Regions from separate parts of the Homo sapiens genome. Here region 2 is linked to region 1. The links are chromatin loops, found by intact Hi-C in ENCODE. Cell type or tissue: CD14-positive monocyte. All regions are shown on one strand.

Region 1 (2,500 bases):
TGCAACTCAATTTTAAATGTTTTATACAAAAAAATAGACACAGATATATGTTAAAATATATGGCAAGATGCTCATAATTATGTAATCTGAGTGGTGATATAGAGGTGTTTGCTACACTGTTTCTGAATGTTTAGAAATTTGGTAACAAAAAGTTGGGGGATTTGTTTTTAAAAACTCTTTACAAATGTTTGTTAAACTTTTGCTCAGAAACTTTACATTTTGGATTCAAGATGCTCCCTTTGTATAGAACTGTTTAAAGCTATTTTGTAGCAACTCAGATTTGTGGCAAGATAACTACCACCTTATGTAAAATAGTTTAGATAAGTTTCCAGTCAAAAAGCTCATGGGAAAAAAAGTGATGTTCTTCTATGAATCAGTGGGAAATTACTGCCCTCTCATTGAAGAAAGCCTCACTTGGTGGAATGGGGATTTTTAGTCTGAGCAGGTCAGAGATTTTCATTTCTTGATTTTGCCAACAGAAGGGATAAAAGTGAAACTCTGAATATGATAAATAGAAAATTATTGCCAAGTAAAAGAAGGCAGGCACAAAAATTATTCCCTAAACACCAACATCCTACAACCAGTAGCAGAAGGAGGCTGCAAGAAATTTGTGTTTCTAAGTCTGACTAAAGTCCCAGAGCTGCGCCAGTCATTTTCTACGGACATACAAGAGAACACCAGAGAAAAAAATTAAACAGTATCATTCTAGTAAGCCCAGAGACAAGAACAGGATTAGCTAGAGATAGAATGAAAAATACTTTTATATAGTTTGCCTTTTTGACTTGAGAAAATATGACTAGTCAATACTGATTTCTATTTATATTAAAATAATTCTTAATATAAATATATTAGATATTATTAAAATAAGTAATATAAATATATTAGATATTAAGTACTAAAATAATACTTAATGATTAAAAGTTTTTATTAAAATGGTTAGTTTTTAATTTTTATTTGAAAATATATAGTTTAAATCTACAATGGAATTCATACAGAAAATTATAATTTGATCATATTGTGGATGACAGAGCCAAGATATCTGCTACCACCTGGTGGAGCATAACTGAATTGCAGTAAAAGCCTGAGATGAGAGGGTAGGAGAGATTGTCAACATCTAGCTTAAAGAAATCCCACCTAGGCCGGGTGCAGTGGCTCACGCCTGTAATCCCAACACTTTGGAAGGCCGAGTTGGGCGGATCGCCTGAGGTCAAGAGTTTGAGACCAACCTGGCCAAAATGGTGAACCCCCGTCTCTACTAAAAAAAAATCAAAAAAATTAGCCGGACATGGTAGCAGGTGTTCGTAATCCCAGCTACTCAGGAGGCTGAGGCAGGAAAATTGCTTGAACCTCGGAGGCGGAGGTTGCAGTGAGCCAAGGTCGCACCACTGCACTCTAGCCTGGGCGACAGAGTGAGACTCCTTCTCAAAAATAAATAAATAAATAAAAATCCTACCTAAGTCTTCATTCCAGAATCTTTATTTCTTATATTAATGCACAAAAATTTGACGTCTTCCATTATGGTTACCAAATATATCCAGTTTATTGAACATTGTGGGCTACAAACTCAAATAGTTTTACTTTCCTCCAGTTACTGCCTTTGACCAGGCTTTGCCAAATCTTTTTTCCCATCCCTTACCAGAATTTTGGGTAGAACCTACATCTTTCCAGTCATTTTCACTTATTAAAAAGAAGTCTTGTCTAGTGTAAAACTTGAGCTTTTGAGACTGAGTCACGCTCTGTCACCCAGGCTGCAGTGCAGTTGCATGATCTTGGCTCACTGCAACCTCTGACTCCTGGGTTCAAGCAATTCAGCCTCCCAAGTAGCTGGGATTACAGGGGTGTGCCACCACACCCTGCTCCCCACTAATTTTTTTTTTTTTTAGTAGAGACAAGTTTTTGCCATGTTTCCTAGGCTCATCTCAAACTCCTGGACTCAAGCAATCCTCCCTGCCCCCCGCCTGCCTTGGCCTCCCAATGTGCTAGGATTACAAGGTGTGAGCCACCATGCCCAGCCAAAACTTGAGTTTCTAATCCAATTTAAGGCTCACATTTTCTCCTCCCCATCACTCTGTCAAGAAAACTTTCTCTTAAGAGACTTAAGTGAGGAATGGCCAGGGTCTGTTTTTTCACTCATACCCACTTCCTTTTTCTGGGTCTGAAAGATGAAAGTGTCTCTCATTTATCTGGCCCCTTTTATAGGCCTCTCTTGGCTGCCTTTGCTTCTCTGGCTAAGACCAACAGGTTGCTAACATCAAATGACCAAGTAACATACACAGCAGCCAACTATTCACAAAGACAGGTCATTGCCTTTACCCCTGCCTATGTAGACAAAGAGTCAGAAACAAAGAAAGACCTGGTTGTTTGCTCAAGTTTCTGGTCACCTAAAGAGTGAGCCTAAGTCCTCAGGCCTCCCTGTTAGCTGGTCCTAGTTCCCTTTCTTAACAGTTTTTGTGGTAAGTAAATATAGATCATAGTAAATATAGATCATCAGTAAAGATAA
Region 2 (2,500 bases), 67 kb before region 1:
CAGATTCACCCTCCAGCTACTTGCAACACCTCAGCAGTTTTACTTCAGCTTGTTGTATTCTTTCCTTGCAACTGGACTGTAAGTTTATATTGCAACCCCAAGAAAAGATTCACAATCCCTTTTTTTTATTGTACTATAAAAAGAATTCTAGTGATAGAACCTCCACAGGGCTTGAAGTGAAGCAGCCATTCATTAAGTGTCTGCTGTGTCCTGAGTATGCCAGCAATGAACAAGACAGACCAGGTCCCTGGCTGCATAAAGAGCAAGAGGGACTGTGGCAGGGAAGTGCCACGCAGATGCAGAGAGCACGAGAGTGAGGCCTGGAGAACCAGGAGGGGCTTCCTTGAGAAGTGGTGTTTGAGCCACTGAAGGATCCCTGAAGAATGCCTCATCCCTGATGGATGAAGAGAAATGAATTAAGCAAGAGGCACAGGTCAGAGGGGTGGAAGAGCATTCTGAGAGGGATGGGAAGGGCCCAAGGCAATAAAGAACTTGGCCCACTGGAGGAACTGAAGGGAGGGCAGGCTAGGTGCCAAGAGAGGGAGAGTGGTGTGGGAGATGCAGCCGGAGAGGAGGCAGGGCCAGTGTATGCAGGGCCCAGGAATCGCCAGGTGGGATGCTAACTGGCTGTGGGCTGTTGGCAAGGCAGGTAACAGCTCACATGTTCCATTTCCTTATCTTCAAGGTGAGAGTCTTCAATTAGATGATCTCGAAAGCCCTTTCTGACTCTACCATCCTGTGATATTGTGACTTCAAAGAAAGTGAAGTGATTGCTGAGAAAGAGAAAAGTGGCCCCTGACAACCTGGATCTGGGTGGTCCCATAAGCTAGGCCTTGGCGTTCTCCTGTTAAACATAAACAACTTCACAGAACATCAACAGCAAGCAAGATGTCTCTGTGACCATGATAAAGACAAAAATAAGACCACTCCACAATCATGTCTGAACACAGACAAAAAACGTTAACATTGTCCAAACCATGGAACTAACCAAACATTTCCCTATTCTGGCTCGGAGGAGTGACTGCTACTCCTTTACCCTTACAGCTTCAGTCTCACTTAGTCTTCCTCCCTTCTAGACAAGATTTATTAAGATATGGAATCATAGAATTTACCCCTGCTTCTGACAGCATGCAAAGCTCCACTTCCTTAAACCGTCCCCAAAATCGCCTACCACAAACCGCACTCCTGTAAGTCCTTTCTAACACCCTGTCGGTGAGACACCCCACCGTTCTCCTTCTCTGCTATGTCCTGTCCAAGCACAGGGTGTTCCTCATGCAAGTGCAGGGCTGGCCATGAGAAGCAATGCCACCCTACACTTTGCTCTCCTGGTGTCTCTCTTGTCTCACCAGTTCCAGCCCAGTCCTGGGGGTCTTTGGCTGGATGGAGTTGACATCAGTCCCCTTCCCTGCTCTTCTCTAATCTCACCACAGGTACCCTGCTCTGGGCCTCAGGGTGTTGGGGAGTAGAGCTGGGAAGTAGCGGAGGAGAAAATGAGGAAGAGAAATGCAAGAGGGCGACTTCACAGGGGAATTTTGTCCACCTGATGATGTGGGAACGGAATTAAAACTGTCTCCAGAGCGAATGTTTCTTCTCTCACTTGAAGTCTGGGCTTCCTCCTTTTATGTCTATGCCCCACCCAGATTACGCATGGGCTACTTGGGCGGTTGTGGTATTTCTGTTTCCCAACCAAACGCCACCACCTCCCCTTAAAGCCATCTTCACAGGAAGGTAACCAGCTCCCGGTGGAACTGACCCATTTGACAGTATCTAAGGGGAACAAAAATTGTTGCTGCTGCTGATTCAGATTCACAGCTTGGACTTCCCACCCTTAGCTAAAAGTTTTTCACTGGGGGGAGTCCCCACCACACAACCTACTCTATTCATGTGAGCCAGTGGTAAACAAACCAGACTCCTGGTGCCTCCTGAGTCAGATGATAACCAAGGGAAAGAAGTGACCTCTATCTCTGGACACAAAACAAACTAGAGGACCCTTACTCCTCTGATTGAGAAAGCTGGTGAAGTCAGCTCCTTTCAACTTGGAGAAGCCATTGCTCACATCAGGCGCATAACTGTTTCCAAAGTCATGGAAATGTCCAGTTCATGGCAAAAGTAGGGTTTTCTTTGTGCTTAGTTTCATGAAGAGGTCAATCAACTTTTTCAGTAAAAGGCCAAATATTAACTATTCCAAGCTTTGTGGGCCAATCTTTGGCATAACTACTCAAATCTACCCTTGCAGCACAAAAGCAACCATAGATATAATGCAAGTGATTAGGCATGACTGTATTTCAGCAAAACTTTATTTATAAAAACAAGCACACCAGATTTGGCCCATGGAATGTAGTTGGCTGGCCCCTGGTGTAATGTAACCAACACGTGGGCACAGCTGAATAAGAAGAGGAATAATAACCTTTGCCCATTACTTTCTAAAGAGCTTACTTCTCATTAGACAGATTGAGAGGTTTAAAATCAGTTTGGAAACTGCTGGAGGATGGAGGAAAAA

The links. A loop is a pair of places that touch in the nucleus more often than their neighbours do. Peaks named below come from ENCODE experiments on the same cell type or tissue, not always from the same donor. Only the 100,000 strongest peaks of a DNase experiment are listed, where the experiment ranks them.
Region 2: it touches region 1 in a loop (2.1-fold over the local background); 3 of 110 quality-filtered maps call a loop at or near these places.

Annotation. Positions count from the first base shown.
Region 1 is chr3:122,299,003-122,301,502 of GRCh38, forward strand. No RefSeq gene overlaps it. Among named protein-coding and RNA genes, the nearest start is that of CSTA, 25 kb to the right of the region's middle. In CD14-positive monocyte, CTCF peaks have their summits at 1,063 (motif pointing left) and 1,264; DNase peaks (open chromatin) are centred at 409 and 1,069; H3K27ac peaks cover 585 bases.
Region 2 is chr3:122,232,030-122,234,529 of GRCh38, forward strand. The region is part of intron 1 of CASR (calcium sensing receptor); the gene reads left to right. Among named protein-coding and RNA genes, the nearest start is that of CASR, 50 kb to the left of the region's middle. RefSeq lists an enhancer at 1,441-1,530. In CD14-positive monocyte, a CTCF peak has its summit at 1,236; DNase peaks (open chromatin) are centred at 1,192 and 1,702; H3K4me3 peaks cover 1,922 bases; H3K27ac peaks cover 2,490 bases.